Regions from separate parts of the Homo sapiens genome. Here region 2 is linked to region 1. The links are chromatin loops, found by intact Hi-C in ENCODE. Cell type or tissue: dorsolateral prefrontal cortex. All regions are shown on one strand. Links, peaks and the distances in the headings refer to the core of each region. The heading gives the core; the rest is flanking DNA.

Region 1 (9,016 bases), core at 288-8,287:
ATTTTGTTTTTGGTGGTGGTGTTTATTTTTTTAAACCCACTTGTAGTTTGGGTTCAGCTGGAAAGCAGGACATACCGACGGAGGGAGGGTGGTCGCACTAGCGGGGTTCCGCGGCAGCTTTGGCGGGAAGCCCCAGGCCCTTGCTCTGGGGAGGTAGGTCCTGTCGTCCACTCCCAGCCGGCTCAGGGAGGCGGCCAGCCCTTCCGTGTGAGTGTTCCGCGCAGAGGAAAGTTGTCTTTCTTTCTTCTGATCTGTGTCCTCAAAGGCCCAGCCAATGGTTTCCCAACACAGTGCCCTGCAGCTGAGGGACACGACTCCCCAGGCAGGCCTGAGAGTCTGTCTGTCTGACAAGGAACACGGGCCGGTGTCTGATGCCAGAAAACAGACTGGGACTTGGCTTCTTGGAGGCCCGCGTCTGGGGCACCCCATGGGGCTGCTCTGGTGGCGGCCTGGCTGTCTGGGCCCCCGCCCCTACAGCTGCCCCGGCCTGATCTGTGGTACCCTTCCCACACCCCCCACCCTCATCCCTCGGAGAAAATAATAGAATAAAATAAAAATCAATCAGAATAAATACCGACTCGGCCAACATTTACATTTACATGGATGGACAGGACGATCCCCAAACAGTGAAGGTTTACAGACTGGTCAAGGAAGGACGAACAGAGAGAATGGGGTCTGAGGGTGCACATCCCGTGGAGGGTGGCGGGGCTCCTGGCCTCGTCTGGGTGAGGTTGGGGGCCTCGCTGGGGCTGCGGTCCCAGAGCTTCGGCAAAGCCACCAGGCCTTGGGGAGCAGGGCTGTGGCAAGCAGGCCGCCTCGGAGAAAAACAATGACTAACTCATCCTGACAGGCAGTGGGGAGACTGAGACAGGATCAACATCAGATGGCTGGACCGCCTCTTCCATGCGCCAAGAACCGCGGGCGAGGGGAAAGCAATGCAAGCCTTAGAAATGCAATATCCAGCTCTGCCTCTCATCACATACATTCAGAGGTCAACTCGGACGCGGCCTTCCTCATGCCACAGAGAGGGGATGGACTTGGGGAGGGGGCCAGGGTCTGTGGGGCATCCACTTCTGTCCTGCAGTTCCTGTCTGAGCAGTCTCCCTCGGGAAGCTGCCTCGGGGTCTCAAATTTTAGGCTTGACTGTTGTTTCTTTAAAAAAAAAATAGTCTTAACGTTTTCCTTCCATATCTGAAAAAGGAGCAGCAACCTGCATTTAGAAAAACAGCTTAAAGTGTTGTTGTTCAGATTGGCTAGGAAGCGCTTTCAAGCAGTGGAATAAACTAGGCAAACAGTATGTCTGGAGCCACCGTGACACGACATGTAATTAAAAATATATTTATATATGTATACATATTTATATTTCACTTCTTCTTCACACTCTGGTCCTAACAGCCAATGGGGAGCTGCCCCTGTGGCCAGGCCATCAAGGAGCCCGTTCGGAGGAAGGAGAATCAGGCCCCAAGGTGCCCACAACACAGCCCCCTCCACACAGTGTTTCGGAGCGTCCTGCGTGAAGCTTGCTCTGAGCTCACCGTTGGGTCTGGGAGACCCCACTCCCCTGCCTCCTCCCTGACCTGAGCTCCCACTCCCAGGTCTCTCCTCTCTTCGGGGGCCTTGCCTCCTCCTAGCGGACAAACCCCACATGCTTCAGGGGGGCAGGGGCCACTGAAGCACAGGTGGAGGCTGCCTGGCCACGATGGCAAGCTCGCCCTGGGGCCTGCCCTGAGCAGCCCCGCATCAGCCCGGCTCCTCCCTCGAGGCCTCCTACCCGCGGGGCATCTGTGTTCCCAGGCTGGGCTGGGGAGGAAGGGCAGTGAGGAGGAGCTTGAGAAAGTCTGGGAAGAAACCGTGGAGGGAGGAAGAAGGCAGGGTTCAGGGCCAGGGACCAGAGGTGGCGTGCGCTTCTTGGGAGAGACCACTGACCTGTTTCAGGTAAACTTGTGCCCCCTACACCTTGTCGCCAACAGGCTCTTTTTAGAGACAGGCAAAGGCTCCACACCTGGGACCAGAGGGCAGGTTGCAGCTGCAGGGAAAGCTGGAGAGAACTGGGGAAGCCTCTCCCCACTCGCCACTCTCAGACTCAGAATCAATCAATCACGAGAACCTTCCCCGCCCATCACCTCCCGGCCAGTCCAGTGTGGACCAAGAGGGGCCTCCAAAGTGACCCAGGGCCTGCCCGGCCTCAATAAAAGAGCAAATAAGGAAGCGGCTAGGCTCTGACATCATTTCCGGGGGGGCTCATCAAAGTGTGTGCTCCAGCCCCCAGAGATGGAGCTATGTGGACACCTGTTCCACCCCACACCTTCCTCTCCAGCCAACAACAGGGCCTGCTCCCCAGGACCAGGGCCTGCCAAGAAACCCCGTCTTGTTTCCCGGCTGGGAAGCTTCATCTGGCGACCCCGCTGGTCACCTGACTGTCCCTTCCATGACCCAGTGAATTCACCCCTTTCCCAAGAGCTCACGGAGGGCTGGGCTTCTACGTCCGAGCTGGGGCAGTGACACAGCGCATTAGCTAAAATCGAGTCCTGGGGAGCCCCCACTCCCATCCTTTTCCCCAGTAAGACCTGCGTGTGGAGCGCAAGACACCATCTAGAATTTTGGTTTTAATTTGCCAGTCTCGTTCTGTGCCCTGTTTGCCACAAGGCCCCTGGGGCCAGGACCAGGTTTAACTTGGTCCCAGTGGTGACAGTATCAGCCCTTTGAGAAAACAGAGGCGCTGGAAGCCAGTGGCGAGGAACACAGGATTCCAGCGGGGACCCCCCGCCGGGGCAGAAGTTTCCAATTACCCTAATTGGCTACTGGCAAGCTGTCTGTGGCTCGAATCCTTCTTCTAGAGGGGAGCTGGGTTTGATCTCCCACTAATCCGGGGGTCCTCAACAGTGCTGACTGTGTGATCACATCACGGGCATTTTCATTGGCCAAAGAGACTTCAAAGCAACCGACTTTTGAAAAATAAAACACAATAAACAAAAGAGTGCAAGTGGAACTGCAAACTCCATCTCCCCCGCTGCGCCTGACCCCCTAGGCCTGAGGCTGTGGGGGCTGCAGTGAGGAGGACTTGGAGGTGGGAGGTGGAGCGTCAGCTCTGCCATGGCTGACAAAGGCCGTCAATTACGGGCGGCTGGTGGGGACCGTGCCTGCCTTTGTCCTCCCGGACATCTGCTACACGTCGCCTGCTGCCAGTTGGCGACTGCGGCTGACAGCATGCGGGAACAATGCGAGCCCGTCTCCGACCCACTTTTTCAGCCTTCCGAGGTCCTTTCTGACCCAAGCGGTGCCCCGGCGTGCGAGGCTGCCAAGGTCTCCGAGGAGTCACAGCGATGAGATCCCTCACACAAAGCTCCGTGGGGGATGGGTCTGATGGGGAGGGGAGAGGCGGGAGTGAGGAAGGGGAGGGCCAGGGCCACCAGGAAAAAGAAACATGCTTCCCTTATTGGTGTGAGCTTGCATGCTCGGGCTGGGGGGCTTGTGCGGGGGCACTCCTCTCAGGGATTTGCTCCCTTCCCCGTCTGGCTCCAGACTGGCCACCGACTCTGCCTGCCCTCCTCCCCATTTCTTTCTCCCGCCAGGGCCACCCCTGTCCTCCCGCCTGTCCATCTGGCCCTGTGCACCAGGGCCCCAGCTGCCCGTGGGCCGCCTGCCAGGCCCCCTGGCTGTCAGGCTGTCAGTTTCTGGATGGTTCTGTTGTAGTACTGCGTGATGGGGGGCGTCAGAGGGTTCCAGCTGTTAGCGTGGAGCTCGATGACCTCTAGGAGCAGCGACCGGGTCAGCATGGACTCCGAGGGGCACAGCATCTTGTCCCGTGCGCTGGCCAGGAGCTCTGTCATCATCTCAGGCAGCTGTTCCTCCAGCAGCCGGCCTGTACTCTGCAGCTGCAGACAGAGATGTGGGGTTAGGATGGCCTCGGGTCCCACAGTGGCCCACTGGCCACCCTGATTAGGTGGGCAGGGATAGGAAATAGCTGGGTTGTCTTAAGGACACACAGGCCCAGACCCCTGTGCCACAGCTGGAATGAGGACAGGGAGAGTGGAAGGTGGAGTAGCCAAGAGTGAGAGCTCACATTTACCAACCAATCTGCCAGCAGGATCCAGAGGGATCCGAATATTGCCTACTGCCCAGGGCTGAAAGAGCTGTCACCAGGAACATGCCTCTTGTCCCTTTTACCCAAGAGCCTCCCTCTTCCAGGAAGCCTTCCCTGACTACATCCGCACCCTCAAATGGCTCCATGATCTGTGCCCCTTGGTGATCAGGGGGCCCTGTGGTCATTTTCACTTGCTGGGGCGTCTCTCTGGCAATGAGCTTAGTCATTATTACATGTGTCCATTGGAACTTGAGAGCAGGGGTGATGCCTCCTGTTTCTCTCGCTCTCCTTTTCTCCTGATCCTGATCCCATCTCCCAGCCCCCAGAAGTGACCTCTGCTCATGCTTGTGACAGGAAGTGGGGGAGAGAAATACAAACTGGGGAAGAAGGCCAGCCAGAGGCCGTCAGGAGAGCCCTAGATAATCTTGAAAAGCCCACTGGGAAGGAGCCCCTATTCCTGGACCAGCACACCCCTGGCCAGTGCCCCCCAGGCCCTCTCTATAGAATCTCAGTCCCCGTCTCGGTCCCCAGCCTTGTCCCATTCATTTTTCTAGTCTCTGCCTTCTTCACAAAGCCTCCCTTGAACCCCTGAGCCCTTCCTGACCTCTCTCCCCTGACTCTTCAGGGATGTCTCTGTACTTACACTTATTCTATCTACTCTCTGAGAGCTATTCCTAACCAGACTGGAAGCTGCCTGAGGGCAAGGACCAGGCTTTCTCCTTCTCCCTAATTCCCCCCTAATCCCAAGCCCCCTGTAGGGTGCCCAGCTGGAGGCCAACAAACAAACTGAGTCCCACAGACCCAAGACTGCCATCTGGCTCCCAGTGCTTCTGGCCTCTGAGCTCCTCAGTGAGGCCTTTGCAGCCAGGCGGAAGCCACCTGAGTATGCTTATGACAGCTGCCAGGCCCAGGTCCTCGTCTGGAAGCCCCTCTCCTGCCTGCATCCCACTCTGAGTGACTCTGGACCATCTGCAGAGGGCAGAGATCTGCCCAGGGACTGGGCCAAAGCCAGGCGCTAAAGGGAGAGCCCAGAGGAAGAGTCTCCATTAGCAGGGGCCACAGCTTAGGGACAGGAGTGGCACCTCCCAAGAGGTGTGCTTTCGGGTGGGCTGTGCCAGCACTGCATTGCCAAGCATTAGCAAAGCAAAGGGAAATATTTGAGGGCAGAGGTAATCAGGAACTTCTTAAGTCATTTGTGTGGCATGCCTGAGCTGGGGCGCAGGGGGTCTTTGGGGGACAGGGAAGTAGGCAATGCCACTGGGAATCACTTCTCTCTCCCTTCAGTCAGGGGTGAGCTGCTCTCACCATCAGTGTTCACTCTGGCTTGGGGTGGATAATTCTGGATGCAGAAGTCCATGCCCACTCCTGAAGCCATCCACCTACCTTCCCCTGGACTTGTAAATGCCTCCAACAACCCTCGTGCCCCTAGAACTGTTAAGGCATGAGAGATGCACCGGCTTTGAGGTTGGGGATGTCGAAGCCCCAAAGCTTACCTCCATAGAGCAGCAAAGGACAGCATCTTCCTTCACATCCTGAGATTGCAAGAGCTGTGGAAGAGAGGGGCAGAGAGCACCACTGAAGGAGACATGCCGGCTACTGGGCCCTGTAGCTCCCTGCAGCCCCCGCCGACCTGCAGCCCCAGCCCTGATGCGGCCTGTAACAAACATCTCCAAGGTTCAGGCTAGAGTGAGAGCCCACAAAAGTCAGAGAGCAGAAAGTCAGTTGCGCCGGGTGGCCGTGATTTCTCCGACAGGGTTAGAGCAGCTGGAGGTCAGTGTGATGGTGCGATGTGGAGCCCCTGGGCCAGGTCTGAACACCGTGATTCAAGAGGCCACTGAAGAGAAAGCCTGCAGCAGTGAGTGCGCTGGGATCATCCAGTGTTAACAACTGGTCAGCAGAAGTCCTCAGGGAAATGAAATTAGCTTAGAGACGTATAATTGGTAACTCCTCTATGGGTGAGGAGGTTCAGCCATTGACTCAGGCACCCCTGGGCCCTGGCCACAGGAGGAAGTCCAGGAGTCAAAGCCCTCTTCTCCACTGGCCCAGTGCTGTAGACTTTCAAACCCACAAACCTGTGGACTTACTCAGGGGCTGGAACTGTTTCCTAACTAGGGCCATGGCTGGGCTGCTCAGCGCTCAGTCCTGCCGTGCTACAGTCCATGCTTCCCCCGACTTGCCTGGCTCATTCTCTCAATCTCTCTGTCTCTTTTAAATTGAGATACCATTCACATAACACAAAATCCACCATTTTAAAGTATATAATGCAGTGCTTTTTAGGATATCCCCAGAATTGTGCAACCATCACCACTATTTAAGTTCTGAACATTTTCATCACTCCCCATACAAACCCATACCCACTAGCAGCCATTCCCTGTTCCTCCTCACTCCAGCCTCTGGCAACTCCCCCCGATTCTATGTCTCTATGGAGTTGCCCGTGCTGGACATTTTATAGAAATAGAATCACACAATATGTGGCCTTTTGTGATTGACTTCTTTCACTTAATGTTTTCAGGGTTCATTCATGTTGTAGCATATACCAGTATCTCATTCCTTTCTGTGGCTGACTAATATTCCATTGTAAGGATATGTCACATTTTGTTTATCCATTCATCTGTTAATGGACTTTTGCGTTGTTTCCACCTTTTAGCTATTAGGAATAGTGCTGCTATGAACCTTCGTGTACCAGGCTTTTCCTGGATGCATGTTTTCAATTCTCCTGGATATTACATAGGATTAGAATTTCTGGGTCATGTGGTAACTCTATGTTCAGCTTTTTGAGTAGCTGCAAGACTGTTTTCCCACAATGGCTCCATCATTTTACACTCTCACTAGCAATGCATGAGGGTTCTGGTTTCTCTACAGCCTCACCAATGCTTGCTATGTCCCAGTTTTCTGATTCACTCTCTCTTGAAGCCCCAGCAGCACTGGTGTGCTGACACCGAGTGCCTGAAACCCTCTCTGGGCGTGGCTTCCGAGAAGCTCACCAAGCCCCACGGACCACTCCTACCACAGCCCTCTTTGCTGGCTAATGCTTTTTCTCTCAGTTCCTAAAACAGGCATTCCTCCAATATTTTCCTCCCCAAATAGTTATTGTCAAGCTTCTGCTCTTCTCAATGCCGTCCCCTCCTGCCATGTCGATCATCACGACTCTCAGGGACCCCACATCTAGCTCGTCTGCACGAACCTTCCCACACTCATTGGGCTTCACTTTCTGGATGACACTATGGCTTTATCATCTTTGCCTCAAAGCAGCTCCATGTCACCTCCAGCTCAAAACCTCAGTCATTTTGCTCTCCCCTTACCATCCATAACCAAGAAGGTACCAGGTTCTGGTAGTTTTCCTGGTAAAACGTCCTGGAGACATTTTAGTCCCACTTTTCCAGGTCCCTGGCCTTACTCAAAGGTGAGGTTTTGTTGCTTCCCTCATGGAGGACTGTCCCGCGTCCTGATGCGTCATCCTGGTCCCCACTTCCTTCCCCTGCAATTTATCTTGTACACAACTGGCCAGAGTGATCTTCCTAGCATGCCACAGCCCACGCTACTGTCCCGCTTAGGAGATGTTGGACGCAGAGACGGTTCTGTTGCTGGCAAACTCGAGAGCATCACCTAGTCACAGGGATCCAGGTCAGGCCACAGTTAACTCCTAACCCACAACTCAAGGGAGCCCAGTAACCAACATCTAACTCAATTCATGCAAAGGTGATTCACTGCTTTTATGGAGAAGCATTTTGGCACATTTCATGTACAGAAATCCTTGAACTATGTCTAGTAGGTACTCAAATATTGAGTGGAATGTGGAATGAATGAAAATATACTACATGCTGTATAAACCATAACAACAACCTTCCTACAACTTCCATAACCTCAAAGTCAGTAGAGATCAATCAGACTACAGACTGGGTCTCTCTGATCTCAACACAGTCCTGTTCCAGATGCCAGGTCTCCTTGATCACACTGTAGAGAGATGCCGAGGTGGCACTTCGAAAGCAGCACAGATCTACCAAAACAAAAGAGACAAAGTCACAAGTACCTGCCGAGCGCCTGCGCCAGGCCAGCACAGTTCACTGCAGAGAACAAGACAGACCAGGCCCTGCTCCAGGGCGGTGGAAATGCAGCTCCGGGGCGGTGGAAATGCAGAAAACAAACCAATAAACATCTCTATCAGATGGCGGTAAGCACTGTGATGCAAAGCAGCACTTGTGAGGTGATGAATATGTCAATGAGTGTGGTTGAATCACTCCACATTGTATACATCTTGATCACAGCTCACTGTAACCTCAAACTCTTAGGCTCGAGCAATCCTCTGTCCTCAGCCTCCTGCGTAGATGGGACCACAGGTGCAGGCCATCATGCCCTGCTAATTTTTTTTTATTTTTTGTAGAGACAGGGTCTCTCTATGTTGCCCAGGCTGATCTTGAACTCCTGGCCTCAAGTGATCCTCCTGCCTTGGCCTCCCAAAGCACTGAGATTATAGGTGTGAGCCACCATGCTTGGCCTGGTTTATGTCTTAAGGGGACCATTCTGCCTGCTGTAGGAGGGAAGGGTGGACATTGAGGGACCTGGCCAGGCATGGTGGCAGTGTGGCCTAGGGCAGCAGCAGGGGCAGAGAGCAAGACGGGTCAGGCCTGCACACGTTTGCCTCTAGAGTGGATGGGGAAGGTGAGAGCTTGGGGCCAGGGAGAAATCATTTCTACTTCAGGCCCCTCTTTGGTTAAAGCCATGGGTTTCCATGACTTCTTCCCATGCAGGTTAAAGGGCCGCACTCCATAGCTGGTGTTTAGACTCCAAATGACTTTGTATCTTTGGGGCTCTCCATCCTCTCTCCATCCTTTAAGGCTGGGTCACTTCCCAGCTGTTCCTCGGACCCTTCCTGACCACCCCAGTCCCTGCCCTCCCTGCTTCTCACTCCCAGGCACTCCTGCTTTCCCCCCC
Region 2 (9,016 bases), core at 243-8,242, 62 kb before region 1:
ACTGGAGCTGTCCTAACGGGAGGACAGAGGCTGCTGGTGGGGGAGCTGGAGGGGACAGCGAGGGAGGAGCAGGCAGGAGTCTCCCTGCGGTGGGTTAGGGCACCAAATGGACTTCAGGGCCCTTGTTCACACACAGCAGCATTCACGACATCCATGCATTGCAGTTTTTCTGGGCTGGGCCATTAACCTCAGCAGAAAAATGCTTTTTCCAGGGGGTGTCTGGCAGCACATTGCTGGCGGGCTGCACAGATGAAACAGAAACCCACCTGACACTTCCCCGTCCTGCTACAGATCTCAGGCTCCAGTCCCCACCCAGCTTCCTCTGCCCCCAGAGGCCCCCACCCTTGGCAGACAAGGCTTCCACCCCTTGCCTAGGTGGCTGACAGGCCTGGCATGGGGGCACCTCGATCTCAGGTCCATACTCCACTCACTCCCTTGCTCCTCCTCCTCCTCCTCCTGTTGGCCGGTGCCAGGTTTCAGTGGGTCCTGGCTGCATGAAACAAAGCATTGTGAGGCTCTGCTGAGGGTCTCCCACCCACCCTCCCTCCCGCCTCCTTCCCAGCAGCTCCTCGAGTCTTCCTTTCCAGGCCAGGTTTGTTGTCCCGAATTGGGAAAATAAGCAAAAGCTTCTTGTGTTTCAGAACACCCTCCTCCACACCAAAAGGGTGGATGTGCTGTGCCTCCCGGAAGAGGGCTTTCTCCCCCGCTTCACACTTGATGCCAATGTGTCCTTCCTTCCCTGGGCGTTCAGGTCTTTGGTGTAGCCTTCAGAGCTGAGTTCCCTCAGCAAGAAAGTTCAAAGATTGCCAGCGCTCACAAGTTTATTAGCAGTTGATGGATACTTTGCAGAAACAAGTGAATGCCTGATGAGTCACCTTCTCCCTGTCCCTGTCTTGTTTTCCATATGTTCCAGTACGTATGTGCACACAGAAACACACATAACACACACTCGTACACACTGACATCATGGACACAGTCTTGCACACGCACATGCACAAGCACTGGACTTCCAAGCTACATGGGGGGTGGTGACCGGCCAGTTTTCTGGTGTTGATTTTTAGTGGGGGTTGGGGGTTGAGGGAAAGGAATGAGACCTCAGTGTCCCCTTTTTGTGGAGCTTTTGGGGCAGGCATTTGGGAAGGCCAGCTTGGGGTGTCTGTAGGGAACCGCTGCTCTGGGTGTGTGTGTCTGTGGCTGCCCCAGCAGGCCGCAGTGTGCACATTTGTATGGCCTTACTGACGGGCACCTCCATCCAACACTGGCTGCTACTTAAAACAACAACAACAACAACAACAACTGAGTGGAGCCAGTGGGTTCCCAGGTCCTAACACGCCTGTAAAAGTTGGAGCCAGTTAGTGTCCTGGGCTGCCCCAGTTACCCAGCCTGCTGGGGCAGCAGGATGCGGCCCCATCTTCCGCCATGGACCCCCTGCAGGGTGCAACCCATCATCATTGACTCTGAACCCAGTTACTCCAGAAACACAAAGGCCACACCAAAACACATCTCACACTCAACCCCTGCTTTGTGCCCCCCAGGTCCCCAAGAGGAGGAGCTGGGGCTGCAGGGAGCGAGGGCAAGGCCCTGACCGACGTGGGGCCCTTCCCCTCTGCTTTTCCCCCTCTGCTGTCCCCATTTTTGTTAACAAATACAAGACTTCCGGTCTCCACCCTGCTGCCACAAACCACAGCGTTCCTGCAGTCTGGCTGGGCTGGGGAGATTTATGGTCCCAAGTCTGAGGCCTGCCCGCTGGCTCCTACTTAAGGAGGAGTCAGAATGCCCGCCGCCGGGGCTCCCTTTCCCTCCGTGTGACCCCCCTTTTAAAGTCCTCCAAGTGCCTGTTGAGGAAAATTACCTTACCAGAATCACCCCGGCCCCCAGGCTGCCTGTGGGAAGACTGTGTAGGGAAGCGGGGCGGGGCCTGCAGGGGAGGGATGAGGGCGGAGCAGGGCGCCCTGCAGGCTCCAGATGCTTCTGTGGAAGGAGGGGAGAGAGGGGGCACCCCTGGGGATGGGGGTGCCGGCAGAGAAGGGGAGAAGGGGGACGCATCTATTTGAGACACATAATCTTCTGTCTGGGCTGGAGGAAGCTTTGTTAAGGTAGCCCGGGTTAATACCGGTCTGCATGTTGTGATTTGGCATTTTGACATGAATTCACCCTTTGTGTACAGGGCTGCTGCTGACACACTGAGACTGTTTTCCTATTAGGAATATAGATGTTTTTGTCCCAAGCCACCCTCATTTTTATTTTTACCAGATAGGTTCCTCATGACCACGGCACTGATTTGAGAGCTGGGTGACAGGCACCCAGAGACCATCGCATAGGTGGTCCCAGAGTCTAGACACCTGGGTTCTAGCTCTGGCTGTGTCATCCCCTGGTACTCCAGCAGCAGGCTTTCTGGGTCCTGGTTTTCTCATCAGGATGACAAGGGGCTGGAGGAGCTGGCCTTCAAGGTTCCATCCAGTTGAAAGATCTGTAACTCCAGGACGTTGCTGAGGCTTTTTGAGGCCCTAAAAGCAGACTACCCAAGCTATTAAGGGTCCCTTTGCATCTGTGCTCTGCAGAGAAGAGGCTTTGTTGGCCAGGTGGGCACAGATGCTGGTGTACTGGACTCCTGATGGGCAGGGGCCTGGAGAGAAGCAGCACCCAGCGCTTCCTATGCTTAAAGAAAGGCAGGGTCCTGGTCAAAGGGCTGTAAGAGCCTGGGCAAGTCCAGGACTAGCCTCACCGCCTCCTTCTTTCTGTCTCGTCCTGAGAGATGAGCTGGTGACTGGGTGCAGTGGGGGGGCGGGTGTCTTCATTCTAGGAGTCACCAATGCCTGTCCCCACTAACCCTCTCTGCCAATGTGTTTTCTAGATTCCCAACTTCTTCTGGAGCCTGGGGATCGGTCACACTGGTGCGTGGTGGCATACTGGGAGGAGAAGACGAGAGTGGGGAGGCTCTACTGTGTCCAGGAGCCCTCTCTGGATATCTTCTATGATCTACCTCAGGGGAATGGCTTTTGCCTCGGACAGCTCAATTCGGACAACAAGAGTCAGCTGGTGCAGAAGGTGCGGAGCAAAATCGGCTGCGGCATCCAGCTGACGCGGGAGGTGGATGGTGTGTGGGTGTACAACCGCAGCAGTTACCCCATCTTCATCAAGTCCGCCACACTGGACAACCCGGACTCCAGGACGCTGTTGGTACACAAGGTGTTCCCCGGTTTCTCCATCAAGGCTTTCGACTACGAGAAGGCGTACAGCCTGCAGCGGCCCAATGACCACGAGTTTATGCAGCAGCCGTGGACGGGCTTTACCGTGCAGATCAGCTTTGTGAAGGGCTGGGGCCAGTGCTACACCCGCCAGTTCATCAGCAGCTGCCCGTGCTGGCTAGAGGTCATCTTCAACAGCCGGTAGCCGCGTGCGGAGGGGACAGAGCGTGAGCTGAGCAGGCCACACTTCAAACTACTTTGCTGCTAATATTTTCCTCCTGAGTGCTTGCTTTTCATGCAAACTCTTTGGTCGTTTTTTTTTTGTTTGTTGGTTGGTTTTCTTCTTCTCGTCCTCGTTTGTGTTCTGTTTTGTTTCGCTCTTTGAGAAATAGCTTATGAAAAGAATTGTTGGGGGTTTTTTTGGAAGAAGGGGCAGGTATGATCGGCAGGACACCCTGATAGGAAGAGGGGAAGCAGAAATCCAAGCACCACCAAACACAGTGTATGAAGGGGGGCGGTCATCATTTCACTTGTCAGGAGTGTGTGTGAGTGTGAGTGTGCGGCTGTGTGTGCACGCGTGTGCAGGAGCGGCAGATGGGGAGACAACGTGCTCTTTGTTTTGTGTCTCTTATGGATGTCCCCAGCAGAGAGGTTTGCAGTCCCAAGCGGTGTCTCTCCTGCCCCTTGGACACGCTCAGTGGGGCAGAGGCAGTACCTGGGCAAGCTGGCGGCTGGGGTCCCAGCAGCTGCCAGGAGCACGGCTCTGTCCCCAGCCTGGGAAAGCCCCTGCCCCTCCTCTCCCTCATCAAGGACACGGGCCTGTCCACAGGCTTCTGAGCAGCGAGCCTGCTAGTGGCCGAACCAGAACCAATTATTTTCATCCTTGTCTTATTCCCTTCCTGCCAGCCCCTGCCATTGTAGCGTCTTTCTTTTTTGGCCATCTGCTCCTGGATCTCCCTGAGATGGGCTTCCCAAGGGCTGCCGGGGCAGCCCCCTCACAGTATTGCTCACCCAGTGCCCTCTCCCCTCAGCCTCTCCCCTGCCTGCCCTGGTGACATCAGGTTTTTCCCGGACTTAGAAAACCAGCTCAGCACTGCCTGCTCCCATCCTGTGTGTTAAGCTCTGCTATTAGGCCAGCAAGCGGGGATGTCCCTGGGAGGGACATGCTTAGCAGTCCCCTTCCCTCCAAGAAGGATTTGGTCCGTCATAACCCAAGGTACCATCCTAGGCTGACACCTAACTCTTCTTTCATTTCTTCTACAACTCATACACTCGTATGATACTTCGACACTGTTCTTAGCTCAATGAGCATGTTTAGACTTTAACATAAGCTATTTTTCTAACTACAAAGGTTTAAATGAACAAGAGAAGCATTCTCATTGGAAATTTAGCATTGTAGTGCTTTGAGAGAGAAAGGACTCCTGAAAAAAAACCTGAGATTTATTAAAGAAAAAAATGTATTTTATGTTATATATAAATATATTATTACTTGTAAATATAAAGACGTTTTATAAGCATCATTATTTATGTATTGTGCAATGTGTATAAACAAGAAAAATAAAGAAAAGATGCACTTTGCTTTAATATAAATGCAAATAACAAATGCCAAATTAAAAAAGATAAACACAAGATTGGTGTTTTTTTCTATGGGTGTTATCACCTAGCTGAATGTTTTTCTAAAGGAGTTTATGTTCCATTAAACGATTTTTAAAATGTACACTTGATTTCATGTTGTCCTCCAACTCCTTTTTCTTCTGCTGCTTGGAGGGAGTGGGGAGGAGTGAGTATTCATCCAAATTCAGTTGAGTTGGCGTCTTCCCAGCCCAGTGCTTGGAGGATGGGAGACGTGGGCCACAAAAGAGACATCTAGAACAGCCCTGGTCTTCAAGAGTGCTGGAAAGACCTGCAGCCACCCAGACATCCCTCCTTCTTGTGTCTTGAATTTGTAATGGGAGACAACCTACAGGAGCTCTGTGGGTGATAATTCAAAGCTTGTAGAATTGAGGACAGGGAATTACATCTAGGGTAATGGGAAGGAGACAGGATTAGAGGATGGATGGATGGAGAAGTTTAGCCCCAAGAACCTGGGTCCATCTGGTTCTTGCCAACTCCTCACTTGGTATTAAATCCTAAGCCTACTGTACCCCTGCTAGACTGGATTCCAGGAGAAGTTTCCTGGGGGCTGAGACCCTGGAAGGGTGATGAAGGTGGGGGTTGAATGTCAGTGGTGTTCAGAGGGACTAGGCCACCTCCTGGCGCCCTCCCAAATACTGTCCTGGGCCACAGAAGTCACAGAGTACAAGTTCCACTCTGCAATATCGTCCCTTGTCTGCTGGGACTTAAGTGACAGTTCACTAGTCCCCTTCCCCAGCCTAGCTCTGGTGGCACTTGCAGTCAAAATGCCTCTTCAGTGCTGTCTTTGCATCAGCCTGCCTTGGTTCGCTGCTGAACCGTGATCTGAGCCATGTTTTAGATTTGGGAAATCTTGCACAAGAGATGGTCTAAATTGGGTACCAAACAAACGGCTGTGCAGGTGTCTATGTAAGGGGTTTTGAACCTTATATCCAGGAAGGGGGTCCTTTTGAAGTGGGGGTTAAGATTTGAATATCATAAGCCTGTACAATTTCATGAAAGCTTTTTGGAAGGCCAATGTAGGACAGCCAACTTTCTATTTTGCCAAAAAATGACCAAAAGCGCTACAGCCTACTGGCGCCACCACTTCATTAAAGGGAATGACAGTACAATTGGTTAGCAAGAAATATTAATACATGTTGATTGCTGATTTATGCTCCAGGGCATTAATGCCAAGTGGTCATCCTGGCCAACTTGTTTACATGTGATAGGGAGCTTACTACCTCTAAAAGTAGCTTTTGCTTTTTTTTGTTTTTTTTGAGATGGAATCTCGCTTTGTCGCCCAGGCTAGAGTGCAGTGATCTCGGCTCACTGCAGCCTCTGCCTCCCGGGTTCAGGCAATTTTGCTGCCTCAGCCTCCTGAGTAACTGGGATTACAGGAACACACTACCACACCCGGCTAATTTTTTGTATTTTTAACAGAGATGGGGTTTCATCACGTTGGCCAGGCTGGTCTTGAACTCCTGACCTTAGGTGATCCACCCGCCTCGGCCTTTCCCAAAGTGTTGGGATTACAGGTGTGAGCCACCACGCCTGGTCGCTTTTTGCTTTTTATCATTGAACTGAAACTTGCTTACATCGTAGTTCTGTAACCCAGAATAAGTGCAAAATCTCATCTCTAGAAAACACCCAAGGAGGGTTCTAATTAACTCTAGGGTGGTAGCGGCGGAGGAGGGGCAGGGAGGGAAGGTGTTTCACTGGGGGCTGTCAAAGTTATTTTAGTTTGCTCTAAATTGCGTCGGCATGCCCGGAAGCTCTTTAATAATTGTAGCTACCATTTACTGAATGCTTCACTAGGTGCCAGGCATAATGTTCAGGCGTTTGAGGGAATTCTCATTTCATCTTCATTAGGACACGCTGCAAAAATGGAGGCTTTGAGAGGTGAAATGACTGGCTCAAGGTCACACAGTGAGATAGTAAGTGGTTAGGGAGATCAGGATCTGACTCCGGGCTGAGTGGTTCTTCCTGCTTGGTCCACGCCCTGTTGAGATGTTTATTTGGTAGGATCCTGTGTGGCTCCAGTCCCACAACTCCCTGAAATGGAGAGAAGGTGGGAGGGTGGTCCGCCACGTTTCCTCCTGACCACTTGCGCAAGGCCTCTGGATTTGGGAGGCAGAAGCTGTGGCTTCTGGAGGAAGGAGAGGCTGGAACAGGGGTGGAGGTGTGTGGGTTCTGGCAGCATGGCTGATTCCGGGTGGTGGGGAAAGAGGAGTGCTTAGGAGGAGTCTGGCATTTGCTGGTTTCTGACACTTCCCTCTTTTTGCCGGCAAGCCCGTCACCCACAGTCATCTCCTGAGCACCTTCAATGTGCCGCAGCGGGCACGGAGGTAACGTGGACCTGGACGGTGCCTGTGAGTGATGCTGGGGGACAAGACGCCACACCTGAGATGATCAGCAACAGAGCAGGCAGAAGAAAAGGCGAGGACCCAGGAGGAGGCCTGGTCTTGGGGCCACAGGTGCTTGCAGAGGAGGTGGGACTTTCAGCTCAGATGGCATTGAGATTAGCAGAGTAGGGGGAGAAGGTACCCCATTGGAAGGAAGTTTTCCTGCCTCTTGGTACTCCTTCCTTTCAGTTTGCCCCTTAAATTTCAGGGTATCTTATATAATTCGATCTCAGGCTCTGCTCAGGCTACACCCTCTCCCTGGATGACAGCATCACTCTGGTGGTTCTGTCTCCCTCAGACCTGTAGATGCCTCAGCTGTCCCAACCAGAAACCTGGATTCCCCATCCTTGCCCCTGTCCCCCATAATGAAAAAAAACAAATTCCCTCCATCCTGTTTCACCCGATCAATAATTATAAAATGCAAATATCTCTCTCAGAGTTCTGTTTTCTCTACCCCCACTAGCATGACTTATTTCAGGGCCTGTAAGTTTTCCCTGGGTCTCCCTTACCTCTGGTGAAAGTAGCCCTTCAGCATCCACCTCTGCCAACCTCTCCCCTGAGTCCCCAGCCCTCCACGCACAGAAACCTTTTGTTCCAGGCATGCAGGGGGATGCACTGTGCTGCAGGCCCGCCGTGCTCATGCGCTTCTGCAGCAAGTGCTTTGCAGCCACTTCAATTAGCTATCTCCTCCTTATCCTTTGGGATGTGATGCAGGCAACACTTCCTCCAAGAAGCCTCCTCCCTTTAAAAAATTTCTGTCTGGGCGGGCGCGGTGGCTCACGTCTGTAATCCCAGCACTTTGGGTGGCTGAGGCGGGCGGATCACCTGAGGTCAGGAGTTCGAGACCATCCTGGCCAACACGGTGAAACCCCCGTGTCTACTAAAAATACAAAATTAGCCTGGCATGGTGGTCGGCGTCTGTAATCCCAGCTACTTGGGAGGCTGAGGCAGGAGAATCACTTGAACCCGGGAGGCGGAGGTTGTGGTGAGCCAAGATTACGCAATTGCACTCCAGCCTGGGCGACAAGAGTGAAACTTTGTCTCAAAAAAAAAAAAAAATTTGTCCTGAAGAATGTTCAATAGTGTAAGATTCTCTCTTCTGCTGAACTATAAGCTCTTGGCACCCTGGGGTCTCAACTGGAGTCTCAGTTAGGATTCACTGCCCTGACAATTCCTGGTGTGGTACTCAGACAGGACTTGTCTCATGAACGAGGCATATTTGTGGGCTTAGCTTGGGCTGGGAATAATTGTCATCATCTTCATCATCAAGAGGCAACACTGAGTATGTCCTGACTCTGTGCTAGGCAGTGTTCTAAGCACTTTACACTGGGATTGTCCCATATGATCCTCACAGCCACTCTGCGAGTGGATACCATGATCATCACTCCCATTCTACAGATAAATAGGTTCAAAGAATTGCCCACAGTCTCCCAGCTGTTAAGCGATAGCATCAGATTTCATCACTTCTGTGTTATCTAATCTCTCTGGGCAGGCCTGGCTCAAGGAGTTGGGTATATGTTTTTTCTAAAACAAGTTCTGGTTTGGAAGGACCAAGCTGATCTGACTGCTGAGCAACAGAAACAACACCTGCCATTTGTACTTGTCAGTGCATACCAAGGGTCATGCTGCCTGTGCCCCCACGCCGCAGAGGACGTGGGCAGGCCTTCCCTGATTCAGGAAGGGCCTGACCCTCCAATGGGTGAGTGATTTGCCCGGGACCACCTATGCACAGCCTGTGATGGAAGCTGGATTTGCACCCAAACCTATAGCAAGCGATGACTTCTCGCTGGGTCTATTAAGCTCCCAACACTC

The links. A loop is a pair of places that touch in the nucleus more often than their neighbours do. Peaks named below come from ENCODE experiments on the same cell type or tissue, not always from the same donor. Only the 100,000 strongest peaks of a DNase experiment are listed, where the experiment ranks them.
Region 2: it touches region 1 in a loop (2.6-fold over the local background); 14 of 110 quality-filtered maps call a loop at or near these places.

The regions. Positions count from the first base shown.
Region 1 is chr18:48,854,203-48,863,218 of GRCh38, reverse strand. It overlaps CTIF (cap binding complex dependent translation initiation factor), which reads right to left. Exons shown (of 12, transcript NM_014772.3): 11 at 5,578-5,631; 12 at 2-3,875. The coding sequence ends at 3,660. Among named protein-coding and RNA genes, the nearest start is that of CTIF-AS1, 17 kb to the right of the region's middle. RefSeq lists enhancers at 300-851, 5,012-5,513. In dorsolateral prefrontal cortex, for the core only: a CTCF peak has its summit at 3,719; DNase peaks (open chromatin) are centred at 342, 903, 3,208 and 3,638; H3K4me3 peaks cover 1,578 bases; H3K27ac peaks cover 6,457 bases.
Region 2 is chr18:48,915,749-48,924,764 of GRCh38, reverse strand. SMAD7 (SMAD family member 7) reads left to right here. Exons shown (of 4, transcript NM_005904.4): 4 at 2,855-4,912. The coding sequence ends at 3,393. Among named protein-coding and RNA genes, the nearest start is that of SMAD7, 31 kb to the left of the region's middle. RefSeq lists an enhancer at 795-1,726. In dorsolateral prefrontal cortex, for the core only: no CTCF peak of the experiment used is centred there; DNase peaks (open chromatin) are centred at 1,869 and 3,299; H3K4me3 peaks cover 1,904 bases; H3K27ac peaks cover 5,455 bases.